Linked DNA regions of Homo sapiens: all the other regions are linked to region 6. Evidence: chromatin loops called from intact Hi-C (ENCODE). Cell type or tissue: mammary epithelial cell. All regions are shown on one strand. Region 1 has its middle 310 kb from the start of KAZN-AS1. Region 2 overlaps KAZN (kazrin, periplakin interacting protein). Region 3 overlaps KAZN (kazrin, periplakin interacting protein). Region 4 holds the start of LOC107985469 (a long non-coding RNA gene). Region 5 overlaps KAZN (kazrin, periplakin interacting protein). Region 6 overlaps KAZN (kazrin, periplakin interacting protein).

The links. Hi-C counts contacts between places; a loop is a spot of excess contacts. Peaks named below come from ENCODE experiments on the same cell type or tissue, not always from the same donor. Only the 100,000 strongest peaks of a DNase experiment are listed, where the experiment ranks them.
Region 1: a loop joins it to region 6, with 8 times the contacts of the local background. A loop is called at or near these places in 24 of 110 quality-filtered maps.
Region 2: a loop joins it to region 6, with 9 times the contacts of the local background. A loop is called at or near these places in 6 of 110 quality-filtered maps.
Region 3: a loop joins it to region 6, with 5 times the contacts of the local background. A loop is called at or near these places in 3 of 110 quality-filtered maps.
Region 4: it touches region 6 in a loop (6-fold over the local background); 2 of 110 quality-filtered maps call a loop at or near these places.
Region 5: a loop joins it to region 6, with 8 times the contacts of the local background. A loop is called at or near these places in 2 of 110 quality-filtered maps.

Annotation. Positions count from the first base shown.
Region 1 is chr1:14,112,032-14,117,031 of GRCh38, forward strand. It overlaps a transcript of KAZN not described here. Among named protein-coding and RNA genes, the nearest start is that of KAZN-AS1, 310 kb to the right of the region's middle. In mammary epithelial cell, a CTCF peak has its summit at 1,992 (motif pointing right); no DNase peak of the experiment used is centred here.
Region 2 is chr1:14,604,477-14,609,476 of GRCh38, forward strand. All of the region lies in intron 1 of KAZN (kazrin, periplakin interacting protein), which reads left to right. Among named protein-coding and RNA genes, the nearest start is that of KAZN, 8.3 kb to the left of the region's middle. In mammary epithelial cell, CTCF peaks have their summits at 2,355 (motif pointing right) and 4,013; no DNase peak of the experiment used is centred here.
Region 3 is chr1:14,660,391-14,665,390 of GRCh38, forward strand. All of the region lies in intron 1 of KAZN (kazrin, periplakin interacting protein), which reads left to right. Among named protein-coding and RNA genes, the nearest start is that of KAZN, 64 kb to the left of the region's middle. RefSeq lists an enhancer at 493-552. In mammary epithelial cell, no CTCF peak of the experiment used is centred here; no DNase peak of the experiment used is centred here.
Region 4 is chr1:14,909,092-14,914,091 of GRCh38, forward strand. The region is part of intron 1 of KAZN (kazrin, periplakin interacting protein); the gene reads left to right. LOC107985469 (a long non-coding RNA gene) reads right to left here and starts at 2,609. Exons shown (of 3, transcript XR_001737616.2): 1 at 2,357-2,609. In mammary epithelial cell, a CTCF peak has its summit at 2,389; DNase peaks (open chromatin) are centred at 2,450 and 4,760; H3K4me3 peaks cover 151 bases; H3K27ac peaks cover 2,998 bases.
Region 5 is chr1:15,044,217-15,049,216 of GRCh38, forward strand. All of the region lies in intron 4 of KAZN (kazrin, periplakin interacting protein), which reads left to right. Among named protein-coding and RNA genes, the nearest start is that of TMEM51-AS1, 110 kb to the right of the region's middle. RefSeq lists an enhancer at 2,395-2,624. In mammary epithelial cell, a CTCF peak has its summit at 2,515 (motif pointing left); a DNase peak (open chromatin) is centred at 2,445.
Region 6 is chr1:14,729,501-14,734,500 of GRCh38, forward strand. All of the region lies in intron 1 of KAZN (kazrin, periplakin interacting protein), which reads left to right. Among named protein-coding and RNA genes, the nearest start is that of KAZN, 130 kb to the left of the region's middle. RefSeq lists enhancers at 2,243-2,964, 2,965-3,686, 3,687-4,410. In mammary epithelial cell, a CTCF peak has its summit at 2,593; DNase peaks (open chromatin) are centred at 2,611 and 3,721; H3K4me3 peaks cover 388 bases; H3K27ac peaks cover 2,642 bases.

The DNA of each region.
Region 1 (5,000 bases), 620 kb before region 6:
TCAGCCCCTTTGCCTAGATTCTAACTTCTGGCCTGGATTCCTGAGACTGCCACCCTCCAGGCTTAGAGGGTCTGCCGCAGCTTTGCCATATCTGACTGCTGACTTCTGACCCAAGGCTGGGTCTGACCTTACCTACTGGCTGTCCACATCAGGCAAGCCAGTGAGGTTTCTCCTTTGTCCTCTTCTTCTCTAAAAAAGTCCCACTTATTTGCTGTCTTCCTGACTCTCTCTGCTAGAAGGTGAGCTCCTGATCTGGTGTGTTCATTCGTGTATCTGCAGCACTGAGAACACTGCTAGCTCAGTCTGGATGCTGTGTGACCATATGGTAGTGAGGACAAACCCACCACCGTTACTTGGGTGAGGAGCTGCCTGCATCCCTCCCACTCCTCTTTGGCCACTGTGGGTTGTCAACAGTCTTGATTCCAAGAAGTGATGTCCTGGCTTTTAGGAGAAAGAACTTTGTTGGGAGCATGGCAGACACTCTCCTCTCACTCCCAGGGACCCTCACCCTTGTATGATCACTTCTCCATTCAGTGTCGGTGTAGGGGGAAACTGTGACTCTGATAAGATGTCACTCCCATGATTATGTTCCCTTACATGGAAAAAGGGAGATGGATGGAATGGGCCTGGTATAATCACATGAGTCCTTTCAAAGCAGGGAGTTGTCTTGGCTGGTAGTAGAAGAAGTCAGAGACATTGGAGGCATGAGAGAGTGCAGTCTTGGCACTGATGACTAGGCTGGCTGTGCTTCTTGTTCCTGCCATGCCCTTTGCCTTGGTTTTGTCTCTTGACCTTTTCCAAGCTGCCACACTCTTTACTGCATCCCAGCCTCCAGCCCTGTGCCTAGCACATAGAAAGCTCTAGATAACTGTTCAGCCCAGCAGAGTTCAAAGTGCTGTGCGGAAGAAAGGCAGTCTTGCCTGTCACTAACTGCATCCCTGGCTTTGATGGGCAAAGACTTTGCCCAAGTGTCTAAAGTGACACATCATTCCCCTGCTCATTAGAGATGAGGAGTTTCTTCACTTTTTCAATGTGCACCCTCCAAAGTCTTGTTTATTTCTACAGTGTAGATTTGTCTCTAGGAGGTGCTCCTTCCTTCCTGCCCACCCCTTCCTCAGCACTGGGGATCCCCATGCAATTTCAAGGCTGGGCAAGTCAGGTGACAGCAGTAAAGTCACTCATTTCTTGATTCTTTCTCTGGCATAAAAGCCATACAATCCCTGTCTCTTAGGGAGTTGGGGCTGGCAGAGAACAGAGATGTTCAGTGGCAAATACCCTGCCAACCTTGTGATGTGTGGCGAAAGGATGACTGGGTGGGAAGAGCCAGCGTCACACCACATTCTCAGCTGAGTTTTCCAAATTCTGTCTTTACATAGGTCGTGACAAGTAAAGCACTTTCCCCGAAAAATGCAGGCGTACAATTAGCCCAGGCCCTGAGATCTGAAAGAGAAGGAAGGTGACCGGAGACGTCATTTATTACGTCCTTCCCACGTACTTGGTATTTTTCCAAAAACTTCCATGTTTGAGTTGATTATCCTGTTTTACAGAAAAGGAAACTGACACTTAAAGAGGTTGAGTCACTTTCCCCAAATTGCACAGCTAAGAAATGAAAGATCTGGACAAGCACCCAAGTGTTCTGACTGCAGAGTATTAGCTCCTTCCTGACCACGGTGCTGGGGTGTCTGAGCTCTGTCCAAGCTCCATGACCTTGGAAAACCATTGAGCCTTCCTGAACTCAGTTTCTTGTCCTGTTCTATGAGGATTTACATGAAGACTCAATGACATTATTTATGCCAAGGGCTTTGCATGGTGGAAACTCTTGAACAACAGTAGAGCAAAGACGCCAGTGGGGCATCTACTGGCCAGTGACCTGTGTGTGGCCGTCTGAAATTAAGGGGTGTTTGCCTGGAGTCTGCCCCCTTGTTTGGGTAGGAAGGGAAAAGCTCAGTGGTGGTTTTGGTGGAGGCCACAAACTGGCAGCAAACGTCCAGGGGAGGGCACTCTTCTCTCACAGCTCAATGAGTCCTCCAAGGCCTTGCAGTGCAGCTTTTAAGAGGTGCAGTCAGCCTTTTAGAAACGCTGAGCCCCAGGCCAGCCATGGCGGTGGCAGAGCTGCATGGGAAGCATCCCTGGACCGATTCAGTGCCTGGTTCTTCAGGGCCACAGCAGCAGACGGCCCCATTATTTTCAGGCTACACAGACAAGTGCATGTGGGTGACCGAATATGTCATGTTTCAGCTGCTGCGTGGGGGGCCGGCATTGGGGGGATCAGTGCACTTTTGAGGCAGGACTTTGATGCTCCCCATGGCTCTCTTTTAACCCTGGGGATCCCTGGGGAGGCAGGATATGACTCTGGCGATTTGCAGAATCAGGAAGGAAGTGGTTTAGGTGTTTGAAACCACACTCTACTCTCCAGCCTGGAACTCTCTCGAGCCCCCTATTCCAGGCATCCAGATTGTGTCCTCTCTTTGCCCACCCCACCGTCGATGCCCCCCATATCCTCCATATCCAGGCCGACTGCCCCACATTTCACTCTGTATTTGAAAAGCCCTTCCTTCTTCCTCCCTTCCTTCTGCATTCCCCCATTCACCATTAACAATGATAATGGTTTGATAGATTTATCTTTTCACATATCAGGTTGGAAAACTGATTAGATGGAAACTTTCAATACCTTGATCTCTAAAAGTGATGACACACTGTCATTCTAGACACAGTGTCAGTATATTTTCTAATCTAATATTCATTGCAAGCTTGCTGCATACTAGAAATGCTGAGCCCTCTAACTCCATCCCCACAATGATTCCATAAGGCAGGTGCTGTTACCGTTCCCATTTATAAATGACACAACTACAACCATAGAGGGTACATTTTCCCAGAGAGGGTAAATTGGTTCACTTGCTTAGTGTTTGGAGGTGCTCAGTCTCTGACCCAGGTCTATTGTGTACAAACCCCACCTTCTTAGCCACTGCTCCTGTGCTGGCTCTGTTGATGTCTGCCTTAGTCAGCCCAGGCTGCCATAACAAAGTCCCACAGACTGAGTGGGTTAAAGAGCAGACATTGATCTTCCACAGTGCTGGAGGCTGCAAGTCCAAGAGCAAGGTACCTGCAGATTCACTTCCTGGTGAGGGCTCTCTTCCTGACTTGCAGACAGCCACTTTCTCACTGTGTCCTCACATGGCAGAGAGATACAACAATGTCTCTCACTTCTTATGCAGCCACAAATCACATCATGAAGAACTTACCCTTATGACCTCATCTAACCCTAATTACCTCCTGATATGGTTTGGCTGTGCCCCCACCCAAATCTCATCTTGAATTCCCACATGTTGTGGGAGGGACCCAGTGGGAGGTAATTGAATCATGGGGGCAGGTCTTTCCTGTGCTGTTCTCATGATAGTGAATAAGTCTTATGAGATCTAATGGTTCCAAAAAGGGAACTTTCCCTGCACAAGCTTCTTCTCTTTGCTGCTATGTGAGATGTGCCTTTTACCTTCCACCATGATTGTGAGGCCTCCTCAGCCATGTGGAACTGTAAGTCCATTAAAACCTTTTACTTCCCAGTCCTAAGCATGTCTTTATCAGCAGCATGAAAATGAATTAATATAGTAAATTGGTACCAATGGAGTGGGATGCCACTGAAAAAATACCCGAAAATGCGGAAGCGACTTTGGAATTGAGTAACAGGCAGGGGTTGGAACAATTTGGAGGGCTCAGAAGAAGACAGGAAAATGTGGAAAATTTGGAACTTCCTAGAGACTTGTTGAATAGCTTTGCCCAAAATGCTGATAGCGATACGGACAATAAAGTCCAGGCTGAGGTGGTCTCAGACGGAAATAAGGACCTTCTTGGGAACTAGAGCAAAGGTGAGTCTTGTTACGTTTTACCAAAGAGTCTGGCAGCATTTTGCCCTTGCCCTAGAGATTTGTGTAACTTTGAACTTGAGAGAAATGATTTAGGGTATCCGGAAGAATAAATTTCTAAGTAGCAAAGTATTCAAGATGTGACTTGAGTGCTGTTAAAGGCATTCAGTTTTATAAAGGAAGCGGAGCATAAAAGTTCAAAAATTTGCATCCTGACAATGCAATAGAAAAGGAAATCCCATTTCCTGAGGAGAAATCCAAGCTGACTTAAGAAATTTGCGTAAGTAACAAGGAACCAATTGTTAATCCCTGAGACAATGGGGAAATTGTCTCCAGGGCATGTCAGAGGTCTTCAAGGCAGTCTCTCCCATCACAGGCCCAGAGGCCTAGGAGAAAAAAGTGGTTTTGTGGAACAGGCCCAGGGTCCCCATGCTGTGTGCAGCCTAGGGATCTGGCATTCTCCATCCCAGCTGCTCCAGCCGTGGCTGACAGGGGCCAACATAGAGCTTGGGTCTTGGCTTCAGAGGGTGCAAGCCTCAAGCCATGGCAACTTCCATGTGATGTTGAGCCTGCCAGTGCACAGAAGTCAAGAGTTGAGGTTTGGGAACCTCTGCCTAGATTTCAGAGGATGTATGGAAACACCTGGATGTCCAGGCAGAAGTTTGCTGCAGGGGCAGGGTTTTCATAGAGAGCCTCTGCTAGGGCAGTGCAGAAGGGAAATGTGGGGTCAGAGCCCCCCACATGGAGTCCCTACTGGGATGCTGCTTAGTGGAGTTGTGAGAAGAGGGCCACTGTCCTCCAGACCCCAGAATGGTAGATCCACTGACAGCTCCCACCGTGTGCCTGGAAAAGCTGCAGACACTCAATGCCAGCCTGTGAAAGCAGCCAGGAGGGAGGCTGTACCCTGCAAAGCAACAGGGGTGGAGCTGCCCAAGACCATAAGAACCTACCTCTTTCATCAGTGTAACCTGAATATGAGACATGGAGTCAAAGGAGATCATTTTGGAATTATCAGATTTGACTGCCCTGCTGGATTTTGGACTTGCATGGAGCCTGTAGCCCCTTTGTTCTGGCCATTTTCTCCCATTTGTAATGGCTGTATTTACCCAATGCTTGGATTGTCTGTAGGAAGTAACTAAC
Region 2 (5,000 bases), 130 kb before region 6:
TCCCCGTGTGGTTGCACGACACCAGAACATTCTTGCTTGTTTGATGCAACCTTGATCCAAGTGGTGGAGGCGAGGTTGTGCTCTGTGGGCACTCCTGCTACCCCCTTGGAGTCCTAGGCTGCTGGAAACATGAAAGAAGCTGAACATAGTTTTAATGAGTTTGGCAAGAACAACTGTTTGAGCAGGTGGCTGCTGTGTGGTACAAGATCATTGGGGCTAAATTTATTCTGCGGGCTTTGTTGGCTGGGTCATGTCAGACCCTTGGGTCAGGCTTCTGAAAGGTCCCTGCCCCTTTACTTTCTGATGAATTGAGACCTCAGCACAGGAGCTCAGATGGAGCTTGGAACAGGCAGTCCTGCAAGCAAAGAGCCCCAGGGCCTCTGCCCACTTCTCCAGTCAGGCTGGAGAGGGGAGAGAAGTTGGGGAGAGGAGGTGTCCTGCCCAGCTCCCTTCTCCTCTGTCCTCTTCCACCACAGCAAGCGCTATGTTACCTTTGTGGGGATGTAAAGGCCTTCCATTCCCAATATTACCTCTGCTCTACAGATTGTGTGAAGTAATGAGTCATTAAGAACAGAGCGCCCCTTTTAAAGAAGCTGATATTCTCCACTCATCTTTGCATACCTCACTATTATTATTCTCAGAACTTACCTTTTGGGCATGCCACAAGACGCTGGGGATTCTGGGACCATCTTGAAGCCTGTAGTTTCTTTCTCTTTGGTCAAGGTGAATAGTTTAATGTAGCAGTAAATGAGAACTGGTTTCATTGCTTTGGTCAAACTTTTTAATAAATAATAATATGCACTTACAATATATCAACTTCCCTGGCAAGCGCTTAACATGCATTATTGAATCCTGAGGCCAGCGAGGTGACAACTATAGCTGGCCCCCACCCAGCACAGTAAAAAATCTGTCTATAACTTTTGACTCCCCCAACACTTAACTCCTACTAGCCTACTATTGACCGGAAGCCTTATGATAACGTAAACATAGCATAATATAAACAGTTAACAGATAACATAAGCAGTTGACTTATACATACTTTTATGCCCCATGTATTATGTATTTTATAATTAAGTAGAGAAATCAAGTAAGCTAGAGAAAACAAAATATTAAGAAAATCATAAGGAAGAGAAAATATATTTGCTATTCATTAAGTGGAAGTGGATCATCATAAAGGCCTTCATCCCCATCATCTTCATGTTGAGGAGGAGGAGGAAGAGGAAGGGTTGGTCTCGCTGTCTCAGGGGTGCCAGAGGTGGAAGAAAATTCACATATAAGTGGACCTGCACAATTCAAACCTATGTTCTTCCAGGTCAACTATGTAATGCCCGTTTTTCAAAAGAGGAAACTGAGTCTCAGAGAAACTAAATCACTTGTTTGCAGTGAGATAGTGATGACTACAATGGGGATGATAGTAGCAGACTTCAGCATAGTGTGTACTCTGAGCCAGATACTGTTCTAAGTGATTTTCTGGATTAATGCATTTCAGGAATGCATTCAGTCTTCATAATGACTTATTGGGCAGGTACCATGCTCGTACCCATTTTCCATAGGAGAAAACTAAGGCACAGAGATGACACATTTACTTGCCAAAGGGCATATGGTCAGGAAGTGACCAAGCTCTGGCTCTAGAGTCTGTGTTCTTATTCATTCCACTTTGACATCCAGGATCACTCAACTGCCACATGACTGAGCCAGGAATGCAAACCCACTAGGTCTCTCTGCTGTTTAAACCTGTGTATGCTTCTCTGCCCTGCCTCCTAAGTCAGAAGCATCCTTTGGCTTGTTGCATTAGGGAGGTTCAGGGAGCTGTAGCCTTGTCTCTACTCCTGATTAAACTCCTGTTTCCCTAGACTGGTGGTAGTTCCTGGGTCCTTACGGTAAAGTCTTATGCTTGAGAGTTAGGCAATCAACCAGCCTCTCAGCCATCAACTGACAAAGAAGGGACTGGATTCTGTTTGCAAGACTGGCAGCCCAGGGGCCACTTATCACTAATAAAAAGGACTATTTTGATCCTGGACTTGGAGCCTCCAATTTCTTGGACTTCGTGTGTTTCATCTCTCTTGGGAAGGATGAGTCCAGGCAAAGCCAGAGTCTTGTGGCAGCCTTATTCTCCATCCATCCCATGTCTTTTCTTTTGCCTGAGTTCTCTCTCTGTGGCCTCAGTAGCCTCTAGCACCCCAAGACCATGCCCAACAGAGGACTTATTAACCTCAAACAGATACCTTCATGCTAGGGTTTCTTAGCCCCAGTACTATTGACATGTGGAGCAGATAATTCTGTGTTCTCAGGGGGCTGTCCTGTGTGTTGTAGGATATTTAGCAGCATTCCTGGCCTCTACCCACTAGATGACAGTAGAACCCTTCACACTCCAGTTGTGACAACTAAAAATGTCTCCAGAAGTTGCCAAATGTCCCCTTCAGGTCAAAATTATCCCTGGTTGCGAACTGCTTTTTATGCAGTGGTGTTAGGGGAGACTTCAATTGTTAGTCTTGGAATGACAGCTCTGTGAGGTCAGGGAGTTTTATCTATATTTTACTGTATCCTCACCACCTAGAGCAGTGCTTTGTACATAATGTAAGAGCTCAGTAAATACTTGCTGAATGAATAGATGGATGGATGGGTGAATACTAAATGATGGGGTGTGTGGACTTTGGTCTACTTTATACATGGTATCATGAGGATCATTGATTTAATGATAGATGATTTTAATTGAGTGCTTACATACCATATAACAAGCACTGTTTCAAATTCTTTACCTATAATACCTCAACGAATCCTTTAAACCACCTTATGAGGTAAGTACAGTGTTTGTCATTTTACAGATGAGAAAGTTGAGGCACACAAAGGTCACATGACTTGCCCAGGGTCACCGAGCTAGCAAGTGGCAGAGCCAGGATACAAACACAAGCCAGTGTGATTCCAGAGACTGCCTGGCGTCTCCACCAGGATGCTCTGGAGCTTGGCATCCTTTTTCCCATTACTGCCCAAGAAACTGTTATTGTTCTAATGTTGGCATTGTGGCAATTATAATTAGGATTTGCATGTCAGACACTAACTCATTCATCGTCAATCCTCAGAGTTCTGCTGGACAAAATATGCTCTGTCACTTCTGAAGAATCCGTAGCCAGCAGGGACTCCTGTCTGGCCAGAGGTAAGAGGACTGCTTAGTGCTGAGCCATGTTCAAACGTGAGAATCTCTTCTCTCTGCCTCACTGCTGGGCTGTGACCAAAGAGAATCGCAGAGGGGACTTGACTTTCCTACCTTTATGGGAAAGGGAACAGTGGACCCCAGAGCTTCTTAGTGGGGTTATGGCTCATTTTTAGCAAAAGGGATGTTCCAGGATCAGAACTGGGGAGGCAGAGTGACTTTTGAGATCATCCAAGGGGGCAATAAGAGCAATAGCCAGTGTTCGTTGAGGCTTTCCCAGATACTGTGATGAGCTCAACAAACATTTCCTCAATTTACCTTCATATTACAGAGAGTTAGATATTGTTATCCTCTCCATTCCACAGATGAAGACATTGAAGCTTAGAAGGGTTAAGTTGCTTTTCCAAGCTCTGGAAAGTAGTCCACTAGTGAACAGAAAAACAGGGGATTAGAACACAGGTTCACACGTTTGACTGACCCTGAAATCTGCTCGCTTCGTTAAGACGAGAATATCCAGATGTCACTATCAGGTAGCCCAAAGACATGCCAGTAGGACGGTTTTGCTATTTTGCTTAACGCCTTCCCTTCCTCTTTTTTTCTTCCTTTCTTCTTCCTCGCTTCTCTCTGTCTCCATCTATTGTGAGAGATTGGGCACATAGGCCCAGAGACCACAGATTTAATAAGATGGGGACTGAGTTATCTTGGACTCACAGCCTCATAGGTATAACTGACATGAAAACATAATTTTCTAATAAAGGTCTAGATGGGTGTAATGGAAAAATAGACAATGAAGTGACAAATACAGGAGCCTTCACAGATGTGCATGACAATGGTAATACGTAATAAAAACAGGCTGGAAAATACACTAATTTCACCACTAGGGGTTAAAACTGGCTGTGATAGATTATTAAAAAGTACAACTGTTTGGATAGATTGGAATTGGACACTGCAGAGAACAGCTACTACCTGGGACCTTCTCCCCCAGAGAAAGAGCGCGTCTTAAGGAGAAGGAAGATGTGGATGATACTGGGTTTAGATCTTGAATAATAGCTTTTCTGTCCTCTTTTCAAAGAGAGTTAAAAAAAAAGATGTGAATTTCAGGACAGGCATACCTGCATCTTTTAAAGTAAGCTCACCCGTTGTATCATCTTCGCAGCCAGGTCTCAGACTTCTGGTCAGCGGCAACAAATGAATTCGTTCATTTTCCTTGATTGACTTAAACATGGTGTATTTAAACCATTGAACATGGCGTATTTGCTTTAATTTGGCAAGTGCAACCTGGAACACAGTGGGATTAATGTCATCTCTTTTTTTTAATCCCCACTCCTGCCATTTGAAATTGGCAAGAATACGCTCACCGTTTCTTGATGGTGGCAAGGTAGGAGAGTTAGAAATTTGATACTGGGCCTGGAGAGTGCAGTTGTGGGACCATAGAGCGTGACAAATGACACTTGGGGAAACATGACCTGGAATTATATGTGTATTGATTATCTTAATTAATGTGCTCATCAACTGGATTGCTTTTCCTATTCCTATAAAGTTTACTATGTAAAGCAAGAAAAAACAGGACTATTCAGTGCATCTTGAGATTTGGGAGTTAACAGAAAGGCAAGGCTTGGGTGCCATTTTGTGTGGATGGTCAGCCTGTTCTCGGGCAAACATGCTCAGAGTGCCCTGTTTGCAATTTGACATGGTACCAGGCAGCCCTGCTGGAGGAGAAAGGCATGTTTAAGTTTTAATGGAAGTCCTGTAGAGAAGGATCATGATCTCATGGTCAGCTTCCACAGGCTGGGTCATTCTCATCAGCAACTACTAAAACAAAACAAAAAGCAACCTTGTTTAAACTCGG
Region 3 (5,000 bases), 69 kb before region 6:
TGTTCAGACCAGTGCAGAAATCATCAATGCTGATGCTGTCTTGATGGACAATTTTGAAATTTCCTTCATCACAGATCTTTTGCACCCATCGGAGTTCTTAAAATATTGCTTGAAAATATTCTTTATCTCTCCAAGTTTCTCTCTCTCTCTCTTTTTTTTTTTTTTTTTTTTTTTTGGCTTCACTGAAGCCACACGGCTGATCAGCACCAGAGCTGGGATTCAAACCCAGGTCTGCCGATGGCTGAGCCTTGCCTTTCACTGCTATGATCTATCTACAGGATTGTGTGGTTTGGTACCTAACTGCAAACGACTCAGATCTCTTGGAAAACTTTTATGTACTAGCAATCTCCACTCCCACTCCACAGCGAAATAACCAGGCGGCTGTGATTGCTGCTGAAATCGTGGCCAATGACGAACAGAAAGTGGCTGTGCAAATAAGATCCTCCTCATTTATGTTACATTTTAGCCTTTGCTTTTTTATCCATCTGGAAAGCAATGCCCACTCTGCACCTCTATCTAATGGGCCCGTTCACCAGCAGGCTGTGACAGCCGCATCCTCCACAGCACTGTACTTTCACCGGAGACATCTGAAGTCGCAGAATAACGTCACTGATTAAGAGGCCAGAGGAAAGAAGGAAGTAAGTGTTCGTTGAGCTTTGACTCTGTGCCGAGCCCTGTATTAGGCCTTTTACTTACTAGATCTCATTGAAATGTCACAAAAATTCTGTGAGGGAGATGGTGCTCTTCTCCCCATTTGTAGATAGGAGAACTGAGGCTGGAGAAGCTGAGCAATTCTTGGGCCAACAGGAAAGGGTGATGTTACTTGCTAGAGGTCAGAGGCAGTGAATAAAGGCTATGAGGACAGACCTACTCTCTGATAATTCCATCTGAGCGGTCTGTAGCCCTTTCTGCCTGGTTGAGCCATCTTTATTTTCTCATGGATGGTCTCTTGAGGCCCCATGGACCTGTGGCCAGTTGAACATTATTCTGGGTTAAGAGCAGAGCTTGGCAAACTTTCTCCACAATGGGCCAGATAGTAACTATTTTAGGCTTTGAGCAACATATGGTCTCTGTTGCACTATTCAACTCTGCTGTTGTAACAGGAAAGCAGCTGTAGACAATATGTAAATGAATGGATTTGGCTATGTTCCAATAAAACTTTATTTACAAGAACAGGTGGTGGGCCGTAGTTTGCTGATCCTGGTTAAGAGCATAGTTTCTGGCCAGGCTCTAGCTCACACCTGTAATCCCAGCACTTTGGGATTGGGGGACGGGGGGGCGGGAGGGAGGGGAGGGAGGGGATCACCTGAGGTCAGGGGTTTGAGACCAGCCTGGCCAACATGGCAAAACCCCCGTCTCTACTGAAAATGTAAAAATTAGCTGAGCATGGTGGCACATACCTGTAATCCTAGCTGCTTGGGTGGCTGAGGCGTGAGGATCACTTGAATCTGGGAGGCGGAGGTTACAGTGAGCCGAGATCACGCCACTGCACTCCAGCCTGGGCAACAGAACGAGACTCTGTTTCAAAAATAAAAGCATGGTTGCTGAAGTCGGATAGGCCTGGGGTAGAATCATAGCATCATCATCTGTTAGCCGTGTGATCTTGAGAAACACTTTTTAGATTCTGAGAAATGTTCCTTATACCATGAGCCTCAGTCTCTTCATCCATAAAGTGGGTCTGTAGTCACACCTACCTCATCTGAGGTGTCTGTGTGCCCTGGGTCAGGAAGGAGGCAAGAGGAGGCTCCCAGGGGAGTGGTCAACTCCATCAGCTTCATTATTTCCTCTCCCCCAGGGGCAGGCTTTAGCCAGCGGCCGGCAGGACTGGACAGCAGCTGTTTCCTTTGAGCGATTGCCCTGTTACTAGGTGTCAGTGTGGGCACAGGTCCAAAGGAGGCTGCTGGGACCATCCGCAGTGTCGGGGAAGTGGGTTGCTGACACCATAGGCCAGGGTGGTTTACTTGATACTAAGCCCCAAGAGTGGGCAGAGACACCCCATGAAGCTTCTCACTTCCAGTCTGAGCATGTTTGGGTCGGCTCCATCCCTTGTCTTCGGGACTAAACAGGAGGCCGATGTTAGGCTGTGGGAGGACGAAGTTCAGCTAACACATCAGGTCCCAGGCACCATTCCTAGCAGCTCCTCCCTCCAAACCATGAGTATTTTGGTTCTTAAAAGCTAAGTACATTTCTGTTTTATATGATGTGATTATCTTTACCTCTGACCAATACTGGTCTTTCTTGATATCTTTCTTTTAATGGGGTGTGTGTGAGTGTGTGTGTGTGTATATGAGTGTTTGCCTGTGTGTGTGTATGTGTGCATGTGTATATGTATGAGTGTGTGTTGGGGAAGGGAGGGAGGCAATTCACAAGAAACACCTCTCTCTCCTAAACTTCTCATTTTTCTAAGAAAGACACTATTTACTGATCACCTGCCATGTGCCAAGTACTAACCTGAGTGCTTTTCATCCATTATTGCCAATACTTATATATATATGTATATATTATATATGTAAATATATATATACACATATATATGTATATATTATATATGTAAATATATATATATATGCACACATATATATATATATATATTTTAGAGAGGGGGGATCTCACTGTGTTGCCCAGGGTGGAGTTCAGTAGCACAATCATAGCTCACTGTAGCCTTGACCTCCTGGGCTCAAGCGATCTTCCTACCTCAGCCTCCTGAGCAGCTGGAACAGCAGGCGTGCATCACCATGCCTGGCCAGTTTTAAAATTCTTTTTTTCCATACAGACAGAATCTCACCATGTTGTCCAGGCTGATCTCAAACTCCAGGACTCAAGCAATCCTCCTGCCTTTGCCTCCCAAAGTGCCGGGATTACAGGCACACCCAGCAATGTGTGTATATCTTTTAAGTAGTACATGGGAGGCATTCTTACTCCTATTTGCACATGATGAAACTGAAGACAGGAAGGGAACTTGGTTCGCCGGGGCCACACAGGCAAGAGAGGGAGAGTCAGGAGCCAAGCCCAGACCTACCTAATACAGAAGCACTTTTTTCCTTTCTCGATTGCCAGCTATCCCTTCTCTCTTTAACCCATCCTCTGCAGAGTCAGTGTTCAGAGGTGTCTTTCTAGTACATATTTTGGAGCAGAGTTTGACATTCCCTGTCAAGTTAAAAGGACACCAACGTATTTCATATCCTCATATTAAAAGCCAATGAGTTATACCAATTAGGATGGCTGCTGTAAAAAACAAAACAAAACAAAAAACAAACAACAAAAAAACAAACAGAGAAATCACAAGTGCTGATGAGGAAACACTGGAATCTTTGTGCACCGTTGGTGGGAAAGGAAAATGATGCAGTTGTTACCAATGACAGGATGATGATTCCTCAAACATTTTGAAAATAAAATTACCTTATGATCCAGCAATTCTGCTTCTAGTTATGTACCCAAAAGAATGGAAAGCAGGGTCTTGAAAAGATATTTGTACACCAACTTCATACTAGTGTTATTTTCAAAAGCCAAAAAAAGCTGGAAACAACCCAAGTGTCCGTCAACAAACGAGTGGATCAGCAAAATGTGTTCTGTCCACACAGTGGAATATTATTCAGCCTTGAAAAGGAAGAAAATGTTGACACATGCTACCAGATGGGTCGACCTTAGGGATAGTATGCTAAGTGAAATAAGCATCCCAAAAAGACAAATATTATATGATTCCACCTATATGAGGTAGTTAGAGTAGTCAGATTTATAAAAACAGAAAGTAGAGCTGACTGGCCGGGCGTAGTGGCTCACGCCTGTCATCCAAGCACCTTGGGAGGCCGAGGTGGGCAGATCACCTGAGGTCAGGAGTTCAAGATCAGCCTGCCCAACATGGCAAAACCCTGTCTCTACTAAAACTACAAAAATTAGCTGGGCATGGTGGTGGACACCTGTAGTCCCAGCTACTCGGGAGGCTGAGGCATGAGAATTGCTTAAACCTGGGGGGCAGAGGTTGCAGTGAGCCAAGATTGTGCCACTGCACTCCATCCTGGGTGACAGAGTGAGACTCTGCCTCAAAAGGAAGTAGAATGGCGGTTGCCAGGGGCAACCATGTTGATATTGGTTTGACCAATCTTTTGCTTTAGTGAAAAAAACAATTTAGTGATTCCTACCTGATTATGCATCAGAATCTTCTAGTAAGCTCGTTAAAAATTGGTCACTGTGACAAGTACAATATTCCAACCCTACTCCAGATTTCCACTGGCAGTGGGGCCCAGGGATCCTTTTCTTTTTCTCTTTTTTTTTTTTTTTTCTGAGACAGAGTCTCGCTCTGTCACCCAGGCTGGAGTGCATTGGTGTGATCTCGGCTCACTGCAAGCTCCGCCTCCCAGGTTCACGGTATTCTCCTGCCTCAGCCTCCCGAGTAGCTGGGACTACAGGTACCCACCACCACGCCTGGCTAATTTGTTTTGTATTTTTAGTAGAGATGAGGTTTCACCATGTTAGCCAGGATGGCCTTGATCTCCTGACCTCGTGATCTGCCTGCCTCAGCCTCCCAAAGTGCTGGGATTACAGGCATGAGCCACCGCACCCGGCTGGATCCATATTTTTATTTGGCTCCTCTGCTGGTTCTAATGCAACCAACCCAGTGTTTGAGAACCAACAGCACAAATGATCCTTCTGCCCAGGCATGGGACTGGTTCGATATTTTTACATTTGGGGTTGTCCATGTACCCCTCTTTATTCCGCTGCCCCAACAAAGATGGTCCTTTCCACTTAGATACCTGTGACCAACCTCATCTTGTGTCACACCACCAGCATCCAGCCAGATCCTGCGGACAATGGGGTATTCAAACAAACAGGAGATCCATGGGCACTGAGCAGACCTCTCTGTCCTCTTCTAGCAATCTTTAAATATGTCCAGTGGCTGCCTCTTTTTTTTTTTATTACTGCTGTTGCACTGAAAATGTGTCATCACTGTTTGCTGTGCAACCTTTTCATCCCATGGACTAGTTTGGCATCAAAGGAATGAC
Region 4 (5,000 bases), 180 kb after region 6:
CTACCCATATCCCGAAGTTTCCTCTTCCATAAAAAGGACATAAAACAGTAATAGTATATACTTTCGTAGAGTTGCAGTGATAATTAAATATATCCCATAGGGTTTGGCGGCACATGGTAAGCGCTATACATGAGAGTTATTATTCTTACTGATCCCCATTGAACAGATGGGGAAAGTGAGGCTCTGAGCATTTAAGTGCCTTCTTCAGGCTCACACAGTTAACTATACTCTACTATCTTGGCAAGGATTCCCCATGGCCTCTGCCCTCTCTCTCCACTTAGCTTGTCTTGGAGACCCCTTAACAGTGTGCTGCAATCTCCGCCTCCGACATCAGGCCCCTCTGCCTCCCACCAATTTCCTCCCACCTAACTCGTAACATCTCATCTTGGCTGTGTGCCTGAGTCTGTTACTGCCTCCAGAGTTAGGCCGTTTCCTCTGCCCACAGTGCCCACCTGCCCATCTCTGCTGATCTAGATTGCATCTTTCAAAGCCAGGGCCAAATAACACTCTTGCCCCAGAGACTCTGCAGTGCACCCCAGAGTGCCCTGCTCTTCAACTGGCCACCTCCAGAGCACCTGGCGGGCCAGGGCCATGTTGTGGACAACTTGACTTTCTCCCATCCTTCCAACCACAGTGCTTTGTATGCAGTTGGTGCTTTCATAAATGCATGATGGCCAGGCTTGGTGCTTATGCCTGTTTAACCATCACTTTGGGAAGCTGAGGCAGGCGGATCACCTGAGCTCAGGAGTTCAGGAGTTCGAGATCAGCGTGGGCAACATGGCGAAACCCCATCTCTACTAAAAGTACAAAAGTTAGCCAGGCACGGTGGCGTGTGCTTGTAGTCCCAGCTACTCGGGAGGCTGAGACAAGAGAATCGCTTGCACCTGGGAGGCGGAGGTTATAGTGAGCCGAGACACTGTTGCACTTCCTGCTTGGGCGACAGAGTAAGACCTTGTCTCAATAAATAAATAATGAATGAATGAATGAATGAATGAATGAATGCCTGGCCCTGCCCTAATTACAACCAATTAGCCCCTGGCTCTCCAGAAGGCTCTGGGATATCTGTGGCCTGTGGATCTCCTGACTGGCTGCTCTTCTCCCTCCTAACATTCATTCCTGACCTTTAGCCATGAGTGGCTGTCATGAGATCTGTTTTCCCAGGAGTGCGAGTGAGCGCTCCATATCCATCACAATGACAGAAAAGGACTTGATGTGCAGGGCTGGGCCTTCCCCCATGTGGGTGCCCTACCAACTCCTCCGTCTCAGGATCCGGTTCCTGGCCTGGGGCCCTTGGTGTCTCTTGATTCAGCCCAGGGTTTCTCACCCTCAACACTGCTGACTCTTGACACCAGATAATTCTTTGCTGTAGGAGGTCATTCTGTGCACCCACTAGATGCCAGGAGCAGTCCCCACCTCCCCAGTGTGACCAAAAAAATGTCTCCAGATATGCCAAATGTTTCCTAGGTGTGGGGGGCAAAATTGCCCTCTGGTTGCAAACCACTGCTATCTGGAGTTTTGCCCAGGATAACCAGGAAGGGAGGAACTATGGCTCCAGCACAGAGACGCTGCAGAGGAGGGCTCAAAATCCCCAAACCTACATACAAGAGATCCCAGAAACAGTGAAGATGGCCGGCATGCTGAGCAAGAGGGGGCTTACCTAGCTCCTGCCAGTCGTGGCCAGGCAGAAATTGTGGTCCACCTTTTGGTGGATCCCAAGGCTTTCAAGAAAAGTCAGAAATCCTATCTTTTAAGTGAAATTTTCTGATTCTTAAATGTCGGCAACTAATGTGAATTGTTTAAAAAAACACTGTGGGAAAAACAAAATATGTCTGTGAGCCAAATGTGGGCTACTGGCTGCAAGTTTTGCAACCTTTCCTATAGACCAAGCTTCCATCCCGGAGGCATGGGCAGCTCACACCACTCCTGAGCCCGCACAGTGCAGCAGTTTGAATCTGAGGCACCGTGAACAAGCTCCATGCCAGGCCTCTGAACCAGACAGACAGGCCCTGCCCATGTTGGCCACTTCAAGTCCCTTCTGAGGTCCAATGCCAAGAAATGAAAGGTTCTAAATTCCGAGGGAGAGAGAATATAGGAAACACCCCAGGACAGAGGTCAGGAAGCCTGAACCCTTGCCCAGCTCTGTACTGATTTGCTGTGGGCCTAAGCAATCACGTTCCCTCTCTAGGCTTCAGTTTCTCCCTCTGTTGAATGTTTGTAGGATGATGAAAGAGAAGTGAGATTGAATTCATGCTCTCTATGTCCCTGGGACTTGAAAGAGCGAGCACTTCCTGTTGGCAGTCCAGGGCCCCAGCTAGCTTGCCCAGTGCCCAGGGGGCATCCTTGTCCTTAGACTGACCTGGGCAGGGAAACGCTGGCTCCACCTCCCAGCTCCGGCATCCTGCATTTCCGAGTGGGAAGTTTGGGTGGTCCCTGATGGACTCCTCCTCTGTGCAATGAGGTCATTAGGCGCCGGAAGCTGCTTCAGGTATGGAACCCACACCCTGTCACTGGGAGAGCCCACACCCTTGGCCCCTGCTGGCACTGATGGTGCAGCTCTGGAACGGTTCCCTAGCTAGGAGGTGCCCAGGGCCACAGGATGGCTCAGTGGGCAAGCCTGTACCTGACTGGTCTGGAATCCCTAGGACAGTTTCCCAGTGGGCTCTGCAGCTGGGAGGAGTCTTGCTGGAGATGATAGGAGTAGATGGGCTCTGGAAGATTGTTCTATCTAAGACCCTAATTTATACATGGGAAAACTGAAGCCATGAAAGGGAAAAGCCTCGGCCAGGCACGGTGGCTCACGCCTGTAATCCAGCACTTTGGGAGGCCGAGGCAGGTAGATCACCTGAGGTCAGGAGTTTGAGACCAGCCTGTCCAATATGATGGCACGTTATCTCTACTAAAAATACAAAAAATAGCTGGGTGTGGTGACGGGCACCTGTAATCCCAGCTACTTGGGAGGCTGAGGCAGGAGAATCACTTGAACCTGGGAGGCAGAGGTTGCAGTGATCACACAACTGCACTCCAGCCTGGGTAACAGAGAGAGACTCCACCTCAAAAAAAAAAAAAAAAAAAAAAAGGAAAGGAAAAGGGTCTTCCCAGGGCCACCCAGCCAACAGAACAAGCATCCACATCTCCTGACTCCCCGTCCAGTGCTCCTTCTAATCTGCCACATTGGGGTCTCCCAGTAGTGGGGACTGGTGAGATAACAGACAGAAAGATGGACAGACCCAGGACATTGCCTTTCACTAATTGTGCCTGGAGCAGCCAGGGAGGTCACATACCTGGGTAAGGTAGCCAGAAGTAAGACAGTAGGGAGTGGAGGGGACCTACCACAGTGGGGGATGAGAGGATACGCTGTCACCATGTGGGATGGAATGGGGGTTTGATAATACCTCCCTCCCACCTCAGCCTCCCGAGTAGCTGAAATTACAGGTGCACGCCACCATGCCCAGCTAATTTTCATATTTTTTGTAGAGACAGGGTTTCACCATGTTGCCCAGGCTGGTCTCCAACTCCGGGGCTCAAGCAATCCTCCTGCCTTGGCCTCCCAAAGTGCTGGGATTATAGATGTGAACCACCATGCCCAGCCTAATTTTTTCAAAAAGGCCAGGTGGAAACTAAAAATCTGAACTTTTGGTGTAAGTTATCCTAATGTTAAAATGTTGGCATCCGGTTTAAAAAAATTTTTTTACTGGAGTACTAAAAAAAGAAACCACATTCACAGGCCAGATGCGGCTCCAAGGGCCACCAGAATGCAAGTCCTACTTCTCTCTTTTACCCTCGGTTTACTCCGTTTTAAAATGGGTATAAGAACAAAGCCCTTCTCTCATAGGGCAGGTGGGGGATGAAACGAGCCAATGCCAGTCATACTGACTGGCCCACAGTAAATGGTAGCTATTGTTCTTTCCTAAGACCTGAGACACTTGGCAAGATGCGGAGGGGCTGGAGTGATGGAAGGAGCTTGTTAAGGTTGGCACGGGCAACTGGGAGGCCCCGAGCTAGACTTGAGAATCTTTAGGAGTGTGTGCTTGTGGTGCGCCTGGCACTGTGGGCACAGAGCAAGTTTAAACCCCTGCCCATGCCTTGTGTTTCAGGGGGAGTTGGGATTAGGCTCACCCAGCGGCTCTTGGGGTTGTACTTTACCCCAGGACTCCCTGAGTACCCCTCCACTGGGCCCCTGATCTGGGAGAAACATTCCACTCCCAAAGGTCAAGTCTTTAAAAACAAAAAGAAGGCAGCGCCTTTCGCATTTATCCAAACACATTTTTGCTTGTTTGTTTTAATGAGAAACTTCAGGGGGAAGATGCCAGTCCTTCCTACGTATCTGTTCAACAAATCTGCCTCCCGAAACCAGTTCCAAAGATATTTAAATAACAATCCTGGGAAAAGAAGAATTTAGAACAAATTCTAATTAGTCCCATTGGGACTAGGGGCCATTACAGATTTCTGCCCTGAGAACCCAGAGACCAGGGCCTAAGGTGACTTTCTGATGTCCAGAGTACAGAACTCTCTGCCTTACTGTCTGGGCTTGGCCCATGCTGGGGCCACTGAGGGCAAGGTAAGGCCCGTTCCCAACCTTGCTGGGCGTCTTTGTAGCCACCAAAGCCCCTAACCTGCCTGTGCAGGGGTGGTGGGGGCCCTGTGTGCTCTGCCTTGAGTTGGAGAAGCTAGGAGTCGCTCGGGCTGACGTGCCTGAGTTCTGGTGGGCGGGTAGACAGGCGGGCAGAGCCCATAATTATGGGGAAAGCAGCCGCAGGCGTGTGCAGACAGGCCTCCTGGAGCCCAGGCAGGTGGCCTCCTGACAAGGGAGGGCCTCTGCATTTGGACTCTGGGTGCAGAAGACCTTCAGGATGGAGGAGGGGATGTTACATAATTCCGACACCACAGCCACTGAAAACGCGACCTTGCCACGCTCCACTGCCTCCTTCCTCCCCACTCAGAGGGCATGAAGACCTAGCAGCCCTTCTGGGCAGGGCAGTGGCCCTCAGCTGTCACAGCAA
Region 5 (5,000 bases), 310 kb after region 6:
GCCGGGACGTCTGGCACCGACTCACATCGGAGACCTAGGGTGGGGTGGGTGGGGCAGAGCAGAACACAAGCAGGGGGCAGGGCCCGCCGCGGGAGGGGGCTTTCTGCAATGCATCATAAGTTTCCCTCCAAGACCATGCCCCCAGAGACTGGGCCAGCCTTTTATCCACCTGCCTTGGGCCCAGGGAGTGTGGAGACGCTGGGAAACCACTCACTCCTCCACACACCCCAGCCTACTATTAGGAAAAAAAGGCCTAGTGCAGTGGCTCATGCCTGTAATCCCAGCAGTTTAGGAGACCAGGGCAGGTGGATCGTATTTGAGCCCAGCAGCTTGAGACCAGCCTGGGCAACATGGCAAAACCCTATCTCTACCAAAAAATTAGCCAGGCCTGGTACATGCCTGTAGTCCCAACTAGACCGGTGGCTGAGGCAAAAGGATTGCCTGAGCCCTGGAGGTAAGGCTGCAGTGAGCCACTGCACCCCAGCCTGGGCGACAGTGAGACCCTGTCTCAAACAAAAAAAAAAAAAGGAAAGGAAAAAAAATTTTTTTTGTTTAAAATATACATATTTGCTTAGGAAAATATTTGGGAGGAAATACATGGAAATATTAATGTTCATTCTCTCAGAGTGGTAGCAACTTTTATTTATTTCTTTGTTTGTTTATTGGCCTCTTTTCAAATGTCTTTGCAGCAAAAATGTCTTACTTGGGTCATTAAGGAAACAAATAATTTTTTCCTAACCCAAACCAAACCCTCAAAATACTTCCAGACACTTTGTTTTCCCAGGAGATGCGTACCCTTTGTGTGTGGGGACAGAGGGTCCGGGTCGGGAGAGAGAGCCCTGGAGGTCTGTTCTGCCTGCTCCTGTGTGACCTTGGGCTGCCCACTCAACTGTTCTGGGCTTCAGTGCCTTTTACTTGTTACTGGGCTGGGAGTGGAGTCTTAATCCCACCCTACCTTCCCCACAGGGTGGCTGGGCAGATCCAGGGAGCTTGTGGCTAGAGTAGGGGAAGGGGGAGGACGTAAGTCTTAGAGGATTTGTCGTCCTGCAGAGTGCTGATGCCAGCTAACGGTGTGGTTACAGCCATGTGATCTGGGTTCGAATCCAGCCCCAGGTGCTTCCCAGCTGTGTGACTTTGGGCAGGAGCCTTCACCTCTCTGGACTCCATATCCATCAACTCAAAACAGAGATAATGGCATATGTAGTTGACCCTTAAACAACGCAGGGCTTAGGGGTGCCGATCCCCTGCGCAGCTAAATCCATGTATAACTTTTGACTCCCCTAGAAGATAACTTCTAGTAGCCCACTGTTAACCAGAAGCCTTACTAAGAACAGTCAGCGAGCACATCTTTTGTGTGTTCACTGTGTCGTGTACTGTCTTTGTATTAGTTCATTCCTACACTGCTATAAAGAAATAGCTGAGACTGGGTAATTTATAAAGGAAAGAGGTTTAATTGACTCACAGTTCCGAATGGCTGGGGATGCCTCAGAAACTCATAATCATGGCGGAAGGCAAAGGAGAAACAAGGCACCTTCTTTACAGGATGGCAGGAGGGAGAATGAATGCAGAGGAACTACCACACGCTTATGAACCATCAGATCTCGTTAGCATTCTATCACTATCACGAGAACAGCATAGGGGAAACCAGCGCCATTATCCACTTACCTCCACCTGGTCCTTCCCTTGACACGTGGGGATTACAATTCGAGATGAGATTTGGCTGGGGACCCAGAGCCAACCATATCAGTATTCTTTGAATAAAGTAAGCTAGAGCAAAGAAAATGTTATTAAGAGAATCAGGCCGGACGTGGTGGCTCATGCCTGTAATCGCAGCACTTTGGGAGACCGAGGAGGGTGGATCACCTGAGGTCAGGAGTTCGAGACCAGCCTGGCTAACACGGTGTAACCTTGTCTCTACTAAAAATACAAAAATTAGCCAGACATGGCGGTGGATGCCTGTAATCCCAGTTACTCGGGAGGCTGAGACAGGAGAATCGTTTGAACCCGGGAGGCGGAGGTTGCAGTGAGCCAAGGTCAAGCCGCTGCACTCCAGCCTGGGCAACAGAGCAAGACTCCGTCTCAAAAAAAAAAGAGAATCATAAGGAAGAGAAAATATATTTGCTATTAATTAAGTGGAAGAAGAGGATCATCATCAAGGTCTTCATCCTCGTTGTCTTCACGCTGAGTGGCTGAGGAGGAGGAGGGAGAGGAAGGATTGGCTTTGCTGTCTCGGGGTGACGGAGGTAGAAGAAAATCCGCCGATAATCAGACCCACGCACCCATGCCGTCCAAACCCACGTTGTTCAAGAGTGGACTGTGCTTTGTGGGGCTCTTGTGAGGATTTCCAAGAAATAAAGCAGGAGAAGCATTTGGCACCGGGCCTGGATTCCTGGACGTGGTAAAACCACGGCAGGATGGTTTACTAAGGGCCAGGCCCCAGGACAGGCCGGGGCAGGATCCGTGGGCCTAGCCTAGGTCTCCTTGTCCAATGCTGACCCCTAGTGGTGAGAACTGCTGGGCAGGAAAAAGCTGCGGCTGCAGGGACTTCTGGGGTCCAGGGGGTTCCCACCAGTGGGGTTGATAATACTGGAGGCCCTGCTGCTGCGTGCAGCCCAGAAAGAAACCTTTGAACTTGCAGGCCAGGAAAAGGCCCCTGTTCTCCCAGGTCTTTCTCATGCCTTGTGGACAGACAGATATGTCTTCCTTCCTTGGAGTCCTGGCCTTAGGCATCCGAGGACTCCCTGGGTCTTTCTGGCCTAGAAACCAGCTCACCCTGGCTTCCACTCCCACTGCGTCTGGACACTCAGCCTGTTTCCGCTCTGGCCAAGAAAACTCAGCTTCTGGCCTCCTTCTGGCAGGCATCAGATGCATCTGCCCGTGTGAATGTTGGCAACTCAGGTTGATTGGTTTATGTTCATGTTAACAGCACATGCAGTGTCTACCCAGGGCTTGGAGGCAGAGAGAAGGGGCTTCACGAGGAGCTGTGATGACCCCAGTCTTGTTGGGGTGTCCACCTGACTGCAGGTTCCCTCCATTGCCCGCCATGCCTAAAGTTTCACCGCCAGGCTGTGTTGCCTGCAGGCCCAGCTCCCCCACTGCACAGCTGACCCTTCCTCGGGGGGTGCCTTAAGTCCTGGGTTGCAAGCAACAGAAAGCAGCTCTGCTCTGCCAGTGGAAGCATAGAGGGTGGGTTGGAAGGAAGTCAGGGTCCACACGTGCAGTGGGGAGGTGGAGGGCGCAGCTTAGCAATGGCAGAAGCCACGGCAGCTGCAGGCCGGGCGTGGTGTCTCGTGCCTGTAATCTTTTGGCTTTGGGAGGCCAAAGCGGGCAGATGACTTGAGGTCAGGAGTTTGAGACCACCCTGGCCAACATGGCGAAACCCTGATTCAACTGAAAATACAAAAATCAGCTAGATGTGGTGGCACGCAGCTGTAATCCCAGCTCCTCGGGAGGCTGAGGCAGGACAATCGCTTGAACCCAGAAGGCAGAGGTTGCACTGAGCCAAAATCGCACCACTGCACTCCAGCCTGGGCAACAGAGCGAAACCCCATCTCAAAAAAAAAAGAAGCCCCCCAGCTGCGGAGGTGGGGAGCCAGGCCCGGGGGGATGGTGCACTCAGCAGCCCCTGCAGCTGGGGGACGAACATGTCCCTTTTGTCTTCTGATGAAATCTTACCTCTGTGAGGTCCATGCAGTGTGCCCTGTGGCCCATCTTGGGCCACTTACTTGCCCCTTACCCAGGGGTCCTGGCTGTAGCTGCTGGTGCTGGGCGGTTTCTTAAGTGACCCTGAGGTGCTGCCACAGAGGTGGCAAAGCTCACACCTGCCAGTGACACTGAGGCCACTGGGAAAGCAGGTATTGGGGAAAGAGCCCAGGCTGGTGCCAAGTGAGGGGTGAGCAGCCCCTCAGGATCCAGGCATCGTCCCTCCCCCCATGTCCTGAGGAGCCAACTCTGGGCCGCCCCACACACCCTCTTCGCTGCTTCACTTGGGGAAAAGCCAAAAAGACATTTGCTTCTGCAGACGTTTCCCAAGAAGCAAAGCCCTCTATTGGCATTTAGCAATGAAGGTGGGCACCCTGAGGCCTGCCCAGCCATCCACCCTTGCTGGGGGCATTTCCTGTTAAATCCTGATTGAACCAGGCATTACCACCCACACAGCAACTTCTCTGTAACCACACTGGCCCCAAGGGACCGCATGTGTGTGTATGTGTGTGTGTGTGTGTATGTGTAAAATATTGTTTATCAACTTAGAATGTCAAGGCCCGAGCCCACATGAGCCTACCGTTGCCCCCGCAGGAGCCTCCCCTCCATGGCCAGAGCCAGCGTTGATCCTTGGTTGTTGGTCCTGGGTCGTTGATCCTTGGTCGTTGGTCCTGGGTCGTCGGTCCTGGGTCGCTGGTCCTGGGTCGTCGGTCCTGGGTCGTCGGTCCTGGGTCGTCGGTCCTGGGTCGCTGGTCCTGGGTCGTTGGTCCTGGGTCGTTGATCCTTGGTCGTTGGTCCTGGGTCGTTGGTCATGGGTCGTCGATCCTGGGTCGTCGATCCTGGGTCGTCGATCCTGGGTCGTTGATCCTTGGTCATTGGTCCTGAGTCGTTGGTCCTGGGTTGTTGGTGCTGGGTCGTTGGTCCTGGGTCGTTGGTCCTTGGTCGTTGGTCCTGGGTCGTTGGTCCTGGGTCGTTGGTCCTGGGTCGTTGGTCATGCCGTTCAGTGGTTTTTAGCATGCTGACAACATTGTGCAGCCACCACTGCTGTCTAATTCCAGAACAGTTGCATCTCCCCAAGAAGCACCCCGTCTTCATGCGCAGTCACTCCAGTGAGGTCTGTATTCTTACGGTTTCGGAGCTGGAGATCAGGCGATCCTGTACTCCATGGGGTGACGGCTTTGCCGGGAGGCTTTTGACGGGAGTCCAGCCATGGCCTGAAGGAGGCAGCTCCCTTACCAGCCTTCCCTCAGTCCACAGGCCTTTCCCACCAGCCTCCCTAGTCACATGTGGGGCTGGGA
Region 6 (5,000 bases):
AATGCCCTTCGCTGTCAGGGAATGCAAGGGAAGAGCAGGGAATTCCAGAATGGGAAGGTGTGTGAATGTAGACCTTCAGGTTGGTCACAAACAGTGTCTCGAGATTCCACTGGGGAAGCGTTCACTTTTAGAATCAGGCCAAGCTGAGGGTTCTCTGTCCTCAGGTATTTTCCTTTGTAGCAGTCACTGGCTCGAAATGGAGAATGAGAGAAAAAGGAGCTTGTTTCAGGCCAGAGACCTCACTAACCGAATAACAACACTAAGGCCCTGCAGCAGGGGGCACAAACTACCCAGCCTGTTTCCGTGTGGCCTATGATGGTTTTTTTGTTTGTTTGTTTACATTTTTTAATGGTTGGAAAAAATCAAAAGAGGCATATCTACCTATTTCATAACATGATAATTATAGGAAATTCAAATGTGGGTGACTATAAAGCTTTATTGGAACACAGGCACGCCCATTCGTTCCTGTATTGTCTATCACTGCTTTTGTGCTGCGATGACAGAGGCTGCATGTGGCCTGCAAAGCCCCAAATTTTTATCATCCAGCCCTTTACAGAAAGAGTTTGCTGGTCCCTCTCATAAAGTATCCTTTTTTTTAAATGTGACAGAGTCTAGCTCTGTTGCCCAGGCTGGAGTGCAGTGGCGCGATCTCGGCTTACTGAAACCTCTGCCTCCCGGGTTCAAGCGATTCTCCCGCCTCAGCCTCCTGAGTAGCTGGGATCACAGGCACGTGCCACCATGCCCAGCTAATTTTTGTATGTTTAGTGGAGACAGGGTTTCACCATGTTGGTCAGGCTGGTCTCGAACTCCTGACCTTGTAATCCGCCCGCCTCGGCTTCCCAAAGTGCTGGGATTACAGGCGTGAGCCACCGTGCCCGGCCTAAAGTATCTTTTTTATCATGATAGTTCACGCTTATTCATTGATGGGCTGCCTTCTTACCACATGTCCTTGACATGTTTTAATTCCTTAAGTCCTCATAGTAACCCTAGTACATGTACTCCTGTGATTGCCATTTTACTGATAGGGAAACACAGGCAGAGTCTCATGTAATCTGCCTTCTGTCACCCAGCCAGAAAAGGGCAGAACTAGGATGCAAGCACAGGGAGTCTGAAGCCAGGGTACCCATTCTTGAGCACCCTGTCACGCTACCTCTCATTATCAGGTTCTGCAATACTTTATCCTTGGAGCAAGCAAGGTGAGGTGCCTACATTTTCCCATGCAAGTGCCCCAATCTGTCCCTGAGAATTAAGGCCCAGAGAGAATGATGCTTTCTCAGACCCTCAGGAACATTCCTTCCTGATTTGCCAGTAAGTGGCAGAGCTGGGACCAAGACCCAGGTGGCTCTAATCTCATCTTCATTCTCCTCATTCTCCAAGATGGTGGCCCTCCCTCTTGTGCCAGGGACTCCCAGATGCCCACTCTTGGGCACAGCAAAGAACCCAGATGCTCAGGCCTCATGGATTCCAAGGCCCCAGCAAGTGACATCCCTATTAGCCGGGGAGAAGGCCCTGGCTATTGTTCTGTTTGCTTTCCTTTGTGATGTATTGTTACATAGGAAATTTATTTCTTAACAATTTCACTTACAGCCCTTAAAACAAAATGGGGCTCTGGAGAACTGCATCATTAGCATTGATAAACATTTTACAATACCATCATGAGCAAATGGAAGTGTCTAATGAAAAGAAAAGAAGCACTGCCGAGTAATTAAAGAGGCTGCTGGGTTTTTATTATTATTTTTAGCAATTATGACTAAAAGCCTTAATCGTGCAGCACCCATTTTCCCATCTGTTTTGAACTCAGTTATTTAAGGAAAAAACATCATCATCGTCATTGTCAGCCCCAGGCCAACAGTCAAGATGCCCAAGCCAGCTTGGCTGGGCAGTGGGCTAAGGGTGCCCAGCCCCAAGGCCCTGTGACTTATCCCCGGTTCTAGAAGCCTTGCTCCAGGGCCCACCCTTGGAACTTTTTTGGTTCCCCTCCTCTCTTTTTCTCCCATCCTCCCTTTCCCTTCCCACAGAAGGTTTTGCTTCTGGGTCGGCACTGAGCCTTCTCCATCTATTATCTCTTGTCACTATGCAAAACAGCTGCCTGAAGCTACCATAATCTTTGCAGGCCACATATGGTAGATGTGGCTCAGAGACCAGAGAAGCTGAGAAGCTCGAAAGAGGACACACAGCTAGTGGGTAGCAGAGCCTGGGCTGGAACCTAGGTCCTTGGACTGTGCTGGGAGGATGGAGAAGATGCCCTCTGCTGCACAGTGCCTGAGTGAGTCTCAGGTCTGTTCGGCACCTTAAACAAGTGCCTTAATGTTGCTGAGTATTCATGTCCTGGTCTGTAGAAGGAGGATGACAACAGTAGTACTAACCAAATGAGGGGGGTTGGGAGCGTTCCGTGAGATCACATACGTCAGTTACACAAAGCACAGGGTCTGTGCTCAAGAAGCGACAGACTTGCTGGCCACAGTTCCCAAATGGTGCGGCTAAGCCGCCCTGGGGTGCTGCAGTGAGGTCAGCTGTGGGAAGTCAGCTGTGGGATAGTGCAGTGCTGTGGGATAGTCTGAAGTTTCAAGGAAAACACAGCGACACCTGTCGGACCCTGGGTGAACTACTGGCTCAAGGTAGTCACAGTTTCAACATTCCATTCCGCTACATTCCCTTTGATGACAGCATTTGTTTGTGAAACTGGGTATTGGCCGTTGCTATGATTAAAAAGCAAGTACCACCAAGACCAGTGCAGAATGGGAAATAAAGGTGTTGGAGTCCAGTCCTAGTTCAAGGTTGGAGGATTGGTGCAGTCCCCAGTAGGCACACAAGTTCCATTTGTAAGTACTTGTGATTATTTAAGAACAAAATGAAGGCCGGGTGCAATGGCTCATGCCTGTAATCCCAGCACTTTGGGAGGCCGAGGCAGGTGTATTGCTTGAGCTCAGGAGTTCAAGACCAGCCGGGCCAATATGGTGAAACCCCCTCTCTATAAAAAATATATAAATTAGCTGGGTATGGTGACACATGCCTGTAGTTCCAGCTTCTAGGGAGGCTGAGGTCAGAGGATGCCTTGAGCCCAGCAGGCAGAGGTTGCAGCGAGCCAAGATTGCACCACTACACTCCAGCCTGGGTGACAGAGCAAGACTCTGTCTCAAAACAAAAGGAAAAGAACAAAATGAAACTTATTTTTTTTCTTTCAACATATATGTATTATTTTTTCAACTGGCTATTACAATGTTAGAACATAAATACTTAGTAAGTTGTTTGGCCCTACCTATTTAGTAAACGAAGTGGTTAGGGATTTCTTTTGGCCCTACGGTGCCATGAGAAAAATTACTGAGACTCTAAGAGTGCCATAAACTGAGAAAATATCAGGACACCTGCCCTGTGGCACACTCAGTGACTCAGTGTTCGTTTCAAACTCCTTTAACCGATAGGTATTTTCTGAATGAACAGGGAAATGGAAGCACATCTTCCCTCCTTCCCCTATGTTCACGGAGCAAGCAGAAGAGTTTGCTGCATGAGATTTGGGAAGAAATTCAAAAATGTAGCTCCAAACAGCTCCCTGGGTGGTTCAGACATGAGCAACCACTTTCTTAGAAGACAAGTGCGCTGAGTGTTTCTCGGGGATCTGTGGCTGCAAAGCGGATCAGCTCTGATTTCAGCCCCAGACTTTCTGACAGAGGGACTTTCCGCCCACTGCCCCAGGCTTGGTAATTAAGCAGTCTGAGTGATTGCAGAATTCTCGCATGTTCCCGGCAGCCTGTGCTTGGAGTTACCATGAAAGCAAGTCAGGACAAGTCCCAGAGAAACTTAGCTGGTGAAGAGGAAATGGCATTTATTTCAAATACACAACCCAGAGTTTGAAGTTGATGAAATGGGAACAGAGAAGTTCTTTCCCGTTGCCCCACCCGCCGTGCAATATTGATTTGCAAATTTTCCAGCAGCCACCGCCGCTGCAACACTTCAGCAATAGTTGAATTAATGACCGTGGCAGTGCAGCCTCGTGCCGTAGGGTGGGACCTCCTGGAGCCTTCAGAGTCGGGCAGAGATGCTTCCTGGGAGGTGTCCGGATGACCTCTCTTTCGGGGAGTGGGGGAGTTCTGGAAGTTTCCATACAAGGAGCAGTTCAAGTGTTGGAGGCCCCCGGTTCTCCCAGGGCCCCTTTGATGTTCAGCGTGGGGACTCGGGGGTCATAGCAGCTTCCTGGATGTGTCTGAGTCATCAAAGCTCTGCTTAGTAACCTTAACCTTAGTGCCTTAACCTTGCTAAGGCACAGGTTTCTCGCATCTGAACCACCTGCGAGCTGTTTGGGAGCTACATTTTTGAAGAGGAAACTCCACTTTTATTCTCTGGGGTTTGGCCCCCCGATCAGCCTCTCCAGATGGGATCTCCCTCCTTGCCCAATCTGCAGCCCACGCCCCAGCCAGTCCAGACTGCTGTCGGTTCCCGGCACACCATAGGGCTGCGCACAGCTCCTGCCCTGGCTTCGGCCCTTCCCTCTGCCCAGGATGCCCTTCATCTGGATATCTACGCCTAACAGGTTCAACTCAGGGGTTCCCTCCTGCCGGGTGAGCAGTGGGAATCACAGTCCAAGGAACTTTGGTCTTGGAAGTATCTGAGTTCCAGTGCTTACTAAGCCCTCGAGCCTGCCCCAGCTACTTTCTCCTCACCCGTGGAATGAGGATAAAGTAGCACCTAACTCAGTGTTTCTCAAACTGTACAGTGCGCCTGAAGCACTCCGGGATCTGGATAGACTGCAGATTAGGACTCAGCAGGTCTGGGGTGGGGCCAGAGAGTCTGTGTTTTTCTTTTTTCTTTTCTTTTTTTTTTTTTTTTTTGAGACAGAGTTTTGCTCTTGTTGCCCAGGAGTGCAATGGCACCATCGGTTGACTGCAACCTCCGCTTCCCGGGTTCAAGTGATTCTCCTGCCTCAGCTTCCTAAGTAGCTGGGATTGCAGGCATGCACCACCACGCTCGACTAATTTTTTTTTAATTATTATTTTTAGTAGAGA